Linked DNA regions of Homo sapiens: region 2 is linked to region 1. Evidence: read pairs that join two places in POLR2A ChIA-PET (ENCODE). Cell type or tissue: PC-9. All regions are shown on one strand. Each heading gives the region's core, and the rest is flanking DNA. Links, peaks and the distances in the headings are about the cores only. Region 1 overlaps LINC01927 (long intergenic non-protein coding RNA 1927). Region 2 has its middle 3.4 kb from the start of LINC00908.

Region 1 (5,384 bases), core at 263-5,262:
CCCTACTACCCCTGCTCTGCCCTCTCCTCTCCTTCGATACACACTATTGAGAGTGCATACACCAAGTCTAGAGATCCATTCCAGTACAAGAAGCACTGACTGGAGGGGCAAGAGATCGATGTTTTGGTTCTAAATCTACAATCTAAGCCACTTACTATATAAGAACCTTAGCCAGGGTAACATGGCAAGACCTCATCTATACAAAAAATGAAAAAAAAATTGCCAGGTGTGGTGGTGTGCACCTATAATTCCAGCTACTTGGGAGGCTGAGGTGGGAGGATTGCTGGAGCCCAGGAGGTTGAGACTGCAGTGAGCTGTGTTTGCACCACTGCACTCCAGCCTGGGCAACAGAGCAAGACCCTGTTTCAAAGAAAAAAAAGCAATTATCCTGCCTCAGCCTCCCAAGTAGCTGGGATTACAGGCACCTGCCACCACACCCGGCTAATTTTTGTATTTTTAGTAGAGAGGGGGTTTTGCCATGTTGGCCAGGCTGGTCTGGAACTGATGACCTCAGGTGATCTGCCCGCTTTGGCCTCCCAAAGTGCTGGGATTACAGGTGTGATCCACCGCACCCGGCTAGACTTTTTAATACATCCATCATCATTATCATCATCACCACCACCATCTAAACTCATTCAAGGATTCTTTATCTCCACCAAACATGTCCTATACTTTGCACTGTTTTGTACCATGGGAATGAATGGTGTTTGAAACAATAGGGCAAAATCTTTACTTGTGGGACAATATGTTTTAGACATTCTGGTGAGCAGGTAAAATTCCTAAAGTAGGTTAGTGCCTATTGGCACTGTGTCTTTTATTCCTAAACAAGCATAAAGGTTTGTGTTAAAAACAAAATTTGACCTAATTTCAGCATAGAATGCAATGGCAGATGCTTGTTTGATTTTTTCTTCCAAGGTGCTCTTATTATTACCATCCTCTTTAAATTCTTCCAATATTACTTGGGTGGGGGGCACTTTATTATGTGCTAATCCTTCTATTAACACCTGACAGCTTTTTACCATCCAGGGGGTAAGGCCTGGAGTAGGTACCCACAGCAACAGAACCACAGGACACAGTCTTTGTCCATGGAAGAATCCAGGATGCTAGGGGTTAAATAGCCTATCCCAAATCTCTAAAAAGAGGTGCTTTGCATCAGGAAGGTTTTTATAGAGAACATCCTAGAAAAACATTTTAACCTCCTTCTTTGCTCCCAGTGCAATGGGCCAACACCAAACTTCTTTTTGTTGTGTCTTAGGAGGTAGAACACTGGATGAGCCACAGAAAGCACACAGGACTTTGCTGTGGAAGAGTCAAAGATCCACGTGGGAGCATCCCGTAGGGTAAGGACAGGTCCAGATCCTGAGTTCAGACCACCAAGGAGCAGGGAGAGGGAGGATTTACTTGCATTTCAGCTTTGTTAGGGGAAGACCCAGCACTGCATCCACTGATACACACCTTGGGGAGTCTGCCAGAATACAAAGGAATGACAAACACCCTTTGAAATCTATTCGTCTGACTCTCTAGATTTACATACATAATATTCTTTCCTGACATTCATTTCCACCCATAACAACAGTAACAAACTTGTTCTGTTTGAGACAATGCCATTCTCCTTATTTCAAACAAAAAATGTGCTCACTCCCTCACCAATGGGTGACAACAGTTACTGACCGCATCCATCCTCAATCCTGAATGTTCATTCATTCTCAAGTTCCACTTGCACCGTAGTTGCGTTATTCTGAAACCTATGAACTAAATTACAGTTAACTGTAAACAAACCGTATATATAATAGTGAGAGAGAAGAGAGAGGAATCAAACAAAAATTAATTAACTCATAAATATATACATGACACAGCAGGAAGGAGAGGATACAGTCTGGATTTCTGCAGCTGTTCATGAGGCCAAAGCTGATATTTAAGACTTCTTTTTATTATCAGGTTTATTTTGCTTTCAGCCAACACCTCAAATGGTCTGAAGTCTTTATACACGAGGGCTTCCCAAATATTAATTCTTCATAAACCTGACAGCTTGTTGGTCCTGTCTGTAGAAGATGGTGTTAGTCAGAGTTCTCCAGAGAAAGAGGAACAACAGGATGTGTATATGTAGTGCACACATAAAGAGACTTATTTTAAGGAATTGGTTCATGCAGTTGTGGAAGTTGGCTACTCCAAAATCTGCAGGGTTGACTGGCAGGCTGGAGATCTAAGGAAGAGCCAAGACTGCAGTTCAAGTCTGAAGACTGTCTGCCACAGAATTCCTTTTTGCTCTGGAGAGGTTAGGCTGATTTATTCAGTCCTTCGACTGATTAGATGAGGCCCACCCACATTACAGAAGGCAATTTGCTTTACTGAAAGTCCACCAATTTAAATGCTAATCTTATCTAAAAATATCCACACAGAAACATGCAGAATAATGGCTGCATGTTAATAAGGACAGTACATCTGGAACAGCTGCTGCTGAAATCAGGACTCACAATGTCCCATGAGAGTGAGAACTTACTGCCACAAGATGGCATTAATCTGTCAATGAGGGACCCACCCCCAGACTCAAACATTTTCACTAGACTTCACCCCTCAACACTGCCATATGGGGAAGGAAATTTCAACACAAGTTTTGGTAAGAACAAACCACATCCAAATCCTAGTAGCATACAATTATTATAGTCTTATTCATTTTTTTCCTGTGAAGTTGGTAGCAATGTCCCTGCTTCCATTCCTAATTTTAGTTATTTGAATCTTCTCACTGTTTTCTTGGTCAGACTAGCTAAAGGTCTGTCAATTTTGTTGATTTTTTTTTTTTTCAAAGAGCCAATTTTTGGTTTCACTTCTTTTCTCATTTTTCTATTGTCTACTTTGTTATCACTAGTCTAATCTTTATTGTTTACTTCTTTTGCTTGTTTTGGGTTTCAGTTTGCTCTTCTTTTCCTTTATTTATTTATTTATTTATTTGAGACAGAGTCTTGCTCTGTTGCCTAGGCTGGAGTGCAGTGGCGCAATCTCGGCTCACTGCAACCTCTGCCTCCTTGTGATCCGCCTGCCTCAGCCTCCTAAAGTGCTGGGATTACAGGTGTGAGCCACCATGCCCTGCCTGCTCTTCTTTTTCTAGTTCCTTAACGTACAAAGCTAGGTTATTGATTTGAGATATTTATTCTTTTCAAATGCAGAATTTTACAACTATAAATGTTTCTCTAAATACTGCTTCCCATGGTTTTGGTATTGTGTGTTTTTGCTTTCATACATCTCCAAATATTCTCTAATTTCCTTTGTGATTTCTTCTTTGATCCATTGATTGTTTAGGTGTGTTGTTTAATTTCCACATATTGTGAATTTTCCAGTTTTTCTTCTATTATTAATTTCTAGTTTTATTCCATTGGGTTGGAGAAGATACTTTGTATGACGTGAATTTATAAAGACTTATGTCATAACATATGGTCTATCCTGGAGAATGCTCCATGTATAATTGAGAAGAATGGGCATTCTGCTGTTGTTGAGTGGAGTGTCCTATAAATGTCTATTAGGTCTAGTAGGTTTATAATTTTTTCAAGTCTTCTGTTTCCTTGATGATCTTCTGTTTAGTTGTTCTATCCATTATTGAAAGGGGTATATTGAAATCTTCAAATAAATATTATTGTTGAACTCTTTCTCTTTTCAATTATCTCATAACTTTACGTATTTTGGAGGCTCTGTTTGCAGGTGCATATATGTTCCTAATTGTCATATCTTCTTAATGGAGTGACTCTTTTATCTCTTATAACAATTCTTGTCATAAAGTCTTTTTTGCCTAGTGTTAGTATAGCCCTCCAGCTCTCTTTTGGTTACTGTTTGCAAGGAATATTTTTTTCCATTATTTGACTTTCAACCTACTTATGTCTTTGAATTGAAAGTGTCTTTTGTACATGGAATCAATCCAAATGTCCATTAATGATAGACTGGATAAAGAAAACATGGTACATATACACCATGGAATACTATGCAGCCGTAAAAAGGAATGAGATAATGTCCTTTGCAGGGACATGGATGGAGCTGGAAGGCATTATCCTCAGCAAACTAATGCAGGAACAGAAAACCAAACATGGCATGTTCTTACTTATAAGCAGGAGCTGAACAACATGAACACATAGACACAGGGAGGGGAACAACACACACTAAGGCCTGTCCGGAGCTGTGGGGAGGAGGGAGAGCATCAAGAAAAATAGCTAATGCATGCTGGGCTTAATACCTAAGTGATGGATTGATAGGTGCAGCAAGTCACCATGGCACACATTTACCTACGGTAACAAACCTGCACATCCTGCACATGTACCCCAGAACTTAAAAGAAAAAAAAGAAAGTGTCTTTTGTGAAGAGCATATACTTGGATCAAGTAGTTTTTTAAATCCATGCGGCAAATCTCTGCCTTTTCATTGTAGAATTATTGTAGAATTTAATTCATTTGCATTTAATATAATTACTGATAATGAAGGATGTTTCCTTGTTTTTTTTTTTTTTTTTTTTTTGAGACGGAGTCTCGCTCTGTCACCCAGGCTGCAGTGCAGTGGCATGATCTGGGCTCACTGCAACCTCCACCTCCCGGGTTCAAATGATTCTCCTGCCTCAGCCTCCTGAGTAGCTGGGACTACAGGCACGTGCCACCACGCCCGGCTAATTTTTTTTTTCTTTTTTTTTTTTGAGACAGAGTTTCGCTCTTGTTGCCCAGGCTAAAGTGCAATGGCGTGATCTCGGCTCATTGCAACCTCTGCCTCCCGGGTTCAAGCAATTCTCCTGTCTCAGCCTCCTGAGTAGCTCAGATTACAGGCATGCACCATCATGCCTGGATAATTTTGTATTTTTAGTAGAGATGGGGTTTCTCCATGTTGGTCAGGCTGGTCTTGAACTCCTGACCTCAGGTGATCCACCCGCCTCGGCCTCCCAAATTGCTGGGATTACAGGCGTGAGCCATTGCGCCTGGCCTGTTTGTTTCTTTTACTTATATTTGTGAGTTATTTTCTAAGTAGTCGCCCTGGGGATTAAAATTAGCATCTTGATTTCTGAAAATCTAGTTTGGATTCATACCAACTTGATTTCAACTAAATATAAAAACTTTGTTTCTTTATAGCTCTGCTCTCCATGCTGCTATTGTCACAAAATATCTTTATACCTTAAGTGCCCATCAAAAATAGATTTATAAATTTTGTTTTATACAGTTGCCTTTTAAATCAGATAGAAAAAAAAGCGAAGTTATTAAAAATCACATGATCACCTCAATAGATGCAGAAAAACCATTTGACAAAATCCAGCATCGCTTTATAATTAAAACCCTCAGCAAAACTGGCGTAGAAGGGACATACCTTAAGGTAATAAAAGCCATTTATGACAAACCCACAGCCAACATTATATTGAACGGG
Region 2 (5,384 bases), core at 178-5,177, 110 kb after region 1:
TGCAGAGGGGGTGTCAGCAGAGGGGCTGGGTGCAGAGGGGTTGCAGACTTACCACAGGAGGACTTTATCAAGAGATGTGGGTTTTCTGGGCATCCAGGACACCCACAATGGGGTGACAGAATTGTCTGTGGAGTGGAGTCCTAGTATTGAACTTGGCAGCTGCTACCGGATGCTCTTCTGGCACCTATGTTTTCAGAAAAACAGGAGCTGGCCAAGAGTATTTGCCAGATTTCTCCCTGGATTGGACTGATTTCTGCACTCAGCCCAGGTTTGTTTTTTTTTTTTTTTGGTGTGTGCCCCCGCGCCCGGCTAATTTTTGTATTTTTAGTAGAGACGGGGTTTCACCTTGTCAGCCAGGCTGGTCTCGAACTCCTGACCTCAGGTGATCCGCCTGCCTTGGTCTCCCAAAGTGCTGGGATTACAGGCGTGAGCCATGGCACCCGGCCTCAAACCAGCCTCAATCTGAAGGACGTGCATACTCTCCACAGGTCCCACAGGTCTTTCTAGGGTCCTTGCCCCTTACGTGCACTTCCTCTCTGAAGAGGTCCTTCCTCCACCATGTTGTCCCAGCCTGAAATTGTCCCTCATTATGGAGACTTGAGTGGTGTCTCCCACTGACTCCTCTCTCAAGGGGTGAGGGTTTGCTTGACCAGACACCAGCAGTGGGGCACACCCCTTCCAGTTCACCCTGATGAGCTCCTTATGCCACCACAGGGTCAAAATCAGGTTTAATAGCAGCAGCATTCGCAGTAGCCACAAAATGGAAACAACTCAAGCACCCCTCCAAGAGGGGGAATGGATAAGTAAAGTGTGCTGTATCCCCACGATGGAATATTATTCACTCATGAGAAGGAGTGAAACACTGGCACATGCCACAACGTGGATGAACCTTAAAAGCCTTATGCTGAGTGGAGGACGTCAGGCACAAAATACCACAGATTGTTATGAGCCCAGTTGTATGAAATGTCCAGAAGAGGCAAATCCATAGAGACAGAAAGCAGATCCGAGGTCGCCAGGGTCTGAAGGAGTCGGGGATGGGGAATGATTGCTAATGGGTCCAAGGGGGCTTTCCTTTCTGCATGAGGACAGTGTTTTGAAACTGGAGGTGATGGTGGCATAACACCGTGACTACACTAAATGCCACTGAGTTGTACACTTTTGATTTTAGGCTATGTGAGTTTTACTTCAGTTAAAAAAATAGATTGAAGGCTCAGAGAGATTTAGGGGTGGGAGGGTAAGGATTTAGGATTCAAAAGAACTTGACTAAGGAGCTGAGAATCTTAAATATATTTCCAGTGTCATTGGGTTACTGGCTGACCTCTGTGTGCTACCTTGGTACCCTACCCCAATCGACGCTTTGTTCTATGAGAAAAAGCATTCTGAGCTTCAAGTAACTGAAGTAACTGATTTATAAACAAACCGTTGGAATATAATCTTTTTCTTTTTAATTGTTGGGGACTATCTGTAATTTAGTCTCTAAAATATAGTTAATCTTTGGCTCTTGCTCTGAATTAATCAATAAAAAAGACATCATAGTGGTAATCTTTGGGGGAAGTGAAATTCAATTTAATCCATTTTTTCTATTTGTTAGCTCCTCCGGTAATTGGTTTGATGGGGAAGAAGTTTGAAGTTATTGGTTAAATAGAGGTTTTTGGATTATCTGTGAATTTCAATTATCCATGCTTCACCTGGCCCCAATTAGCACTAATAATCGAGTTAACTGAATAGAAGTCATTTCCCATCATATCAGTTTTGCTATAGGCTTATTAGTTGTTTCACTAATGGGCCCCCCAAAAGACAAAGCCTCTTTCTCCATCAGGCACTCACACCCCCATACCACAATTTGTCAAACTAGTGCTGTATTGTTAACGGTATGAAACAAATGCTCTTAATAACAAAACATGTAGCTGAGGAGTGAAACCAGAAATGTCTAAAGTGCATTTATAGTCAGAAGGTATTACAAGACATTTCTAAAGTCTTGTTAGAAATTTTAATCAACGTTTTCAAGTGATTTGTATTTTCAATTTCAATTGAGGTTGTCACTGTCTTAATTTATCCTGATTTAAATTAAGACAGCTTTTAAAAGTGCCTGTTAATTTTAGCAATCTACCCATTTTCAGATGTGTTATTTATGTTTACCAATCACAATCTACATGCCTTTTAAGGTTTCAGTTTCTCTTCTTGGACACATTTGTATTTATATTAAACATAATAAATATCTCCCATTCCAAGAGCCCAGTTTTGACCTTCTTTGATCTCTGAGTCCCAGCATCCCTTAACTTGACATATAAATTAGCCCAGCCCCTCCCGGGAGGCTGGGACCTGAGGGTAGTGTTTCCTCCACTCCCTCGCCCCCTTTTGAATCTCCAGCATCATGTTTTTCCATTGCCATGGAGATGCAGCTATGTACACAGAGTGCAACAAACCCAGCGAATGGGAAAAGTCCCGGCTGAGATAGAATTACTAACTAAACAAATGCTATTGGTAACAGGGTGCCAGGGAGGGATACCCAAGTTCTCCTTTTCTCCCCACAATCAGATTACAGGTAAAAGTGCAAACAGCGAGATGAAAGCTGACACAGTGGTTCTTTTAAAGACACAGCGGACATATTACTCTCAGGAAAACACGGCGTTGGGTGCAGAACAGATCGTCACGAGAGCTGTGCAGATGTGGGAGGTTTAGTGCGCCTTTTGTAAAAATATTGCTGTCCTAAACCCCAGATCACGGTCTTATGGCTAAATAAAGAAAATAGAGCAAACAACTGAGAGCCCAACAGCAGCAAGGACTCGGTGAAAAGCCCCGGCGTCCCCTCTGATAGCACTCTCCATATTGTCCTGTGTGGGGCGAATAATAATTGGTCCCTCACTGGCACTGGCACACAGCTACTCGCTGGGGCAGTTTCACTCAAGAATTAATAAATTAATTAATACATCGTTCTTTTTATGGTTTCTAAAATAAGAAAATTGCCTATCCAACCCTCTGAGTACCCGATAAATAGGCTTCTACGTTTTGCTTTTGTAGGTATCATTTATGTCTTTTATTTTTCTTTTTAATGATATATTTGTTCTTGGTTAAAGAACCACAGATAAATTAGAAAACACAACTATTTGATGAAGAAGTAAATGGAAATTTTCATTTAAAGAAAGTCAGTGATTTTTTTTCTTAGATAGGCAATTTACAAACATTTTCTAAATGCAAAAATCATATGGAAACATATAAAGCATTCATTATTTTGTGACTTTGGTAAATATAAACTGGTCATGGTCCAATGTGTGAACTATGACGTTAATTGTGAAATTGTATCTATCTTCCTTGCCTACTTTTTGTGACATACCTCAGTCACTTTTCTTGCAAAACATAATTGAATTCAGCCGTGTGTGTGTGGATTTCTCTGCTTCTGTCAACTTTTCAATTCTACTTGATTTAAGGTTTGAAAACCCCAAAGCTGTCTCGAACAACCTCCCAGCAAGAGCATGCTGGTGGAATAGTTTCAGGTGCCTTTTATCAGGCTTTTCAGTTAGTTTAAAAAATAATATTAATTTGCCAGTTAGTCTCGACAATCTCTGAATGTTTTTGATAGTTATTCAATAGAGTTATAAGTAGTGGAGTTTTTTTGTTTAAATAGCATTTTTTCTCATTCCTGAAGATTGTTTTCTACCCCCATTTTCCACTTAACTTTAAATGAAAAGTTTAAAGTGTTTTTAACTTCTCTTAGAAGTTGTTTCCAGGTAACAAAAATCAGTTAAGAAAATGCTAAAGTCAACTTAATTTTCCTTTTCTAATTTTAACATATTTAGTTCATTCTTTAGAGCAAATGTTTCCTTCTCAGTATGAAGACTTTGTGGGTTTGTCCTGATCAAGATCCTCAACCCAGATTTCAAACCTGGGTATTGTCGGAAAGAAATGGCCTTTTAAAAATATTAACCTCCCCAAGCATTTTGGGGCTTTTGATAGTGCAAAGTTGGCACCCCTGGAGATGTATTTAGAAAAGAAACTTCAATAGAAACTGCTCTGCATGGCCGTGATGAGATACCATAATGTTAGGGCAGGTGGGCATCAGCTGGAGCTTTGGGGGGAAGTCAGATGTGAAAGAGATTGCTGAAGTTACCAATATTTGCCAAATAGTCCTCTACGCAACATTGCACAATTTAAACACCTGTTTTTTAGCAACCTGGTAGACTAGGTAAATCCTATCACTACTTTAGTTTTCTTATATAAGATATGTACTATAGAAAATAAGAATACCACCAGCCTGACCAATATGCTCAAACCCGTCTCTATTAAACATACAAAAATTGGGGGCCCGGGCATGGTGGCTCACGCCTGTAATCCCAGCACTTTGGGAGGCTGAGGTGGGTGGATCACAAGGTCGGGAGATCAAGCCCATCCTAGCTAACATGGTGAAACCTCGTCTTTACTAAAAATACCAAAAATTAGCTGGGCGTGGTGGTGGGCACCTGTAGTCCCAGCTACTTGGGAGGCTGAGGCAGAAGAATGGCATGAATCCGGGAGGCGGAGCTTGCAGTGAGCCGAGATTGTGCCACTGCACTCCAGCCTGGGGGACAGAGCTAGACACCGTCTCCAAAAAAAAAAAAAAAAAAAAAATTAGCGGGGCATGGTGGCGTGCGGCCTGTAGTCCCAGCTGCTCAGGAGGCTGAGACAGGAGAATTGCTGGAACCAGGGAGGTGGAGCTTGCAGTGAGCTGAGATCGCGCCACTGCACTCCAGCATGGGTGATAGAGCGAGACTCTGTCTCAAAAAAGAAAATAAGAAAATAAAAATACCAGCCTGGCACAGTGGTTCACTCCGATAATCCCAGGACTTTGGGAGGTCAAGGTAGGAGGATCACTTGAGTCCAGAGTTTGAGACCAGCCTGGGCAACATAGCAAGACTCTATCTCTGCAAAAAAAATGTTTTTTTAATTAGCTGGGTGTGGTGCGGTGTATCTGCAATTCCAGCTACTCAGTAGACGGAGGTGGGAAGATCTCTTGAGCCCAGGAGTTCAAGGCTGCAGTAACCCCTAATCAGGCCACTGCACTTCAGCCTGGGTGACAGAGTGAGGCTTCATCTCAGAAAAAAAAGAAAAGGAAGAAATAAAGAATGAAAGAAAGAAGAGAGAGGGAAAGAAAGAGAAAGAAGAGAAAGAAAAAAGAAAGAAAAAGAAGGAAGACAGAAAAAGAAGAGAAAGAGAAAGAAAAAAGGAAGAAAGAAAGAAAGAAAGAGAAAGATAAAAAAGAAGGAAGTAAGGAAGAAAGAGAAGAAAGAGAAAGGAAAATAAATGCATCATAACTTTGCCAGTTTTTGTCATTATGGGTGTTATAACATAATAATTTGTATTATTATAAATAATACAGTTTTTAAATGGTCTCTATCGAATGAGCAAGG

What was found. ChIA-PET counts read pairs that join two places held together with the same protein. Peaks named below come from ENCODE experiments on the same cell type or tissue, not always from the same donor. Only the 100,000 strongest peaks of a DNase experiment are listed, where the experiment ranks them.
Region 2: POLR2A ChIA-PET joins it to region 1 with 9 read pairs; 2 of 35 experiments call an interaction of 5 or more read pairs at or near these places.

Annotation. Positions count from the first base shown.
Region 1 is chr18:76,630,838-76,636,221 of GRCh38, reverse strand. It overlaps LINC01927 (long intergenic non-protein coding RNA 1927), which reads left to right. Exons shown (of 5, transcript NR_110784.1): 4 at 1,256-1,340. Among named protein-coding and RNA genes, the nearest start is that of LINC01927, 5.5 kb to the left of the region's middle. In PC-9, for the core only: no CTCF peak of the experiment used is centred there; no DNase peak of the experiment used is centred there; H3K27me3 peaks cover 324 bases.
Region 2 is chr18:76,522,543-76,527,926 of GRCh38, reverse strand. No RefSeq gene overlaps it. Among named protein-coding and RNA genes, the nearest start is that of LINC00908, 3.4 kb to the left of the region's middle. In PC-9, for the core only: no CTCF peak of the experiment used is centred there; a DNase peak (open chromatin) is centred at 2,446; H3K4me3 peaks cover 1,485 bases.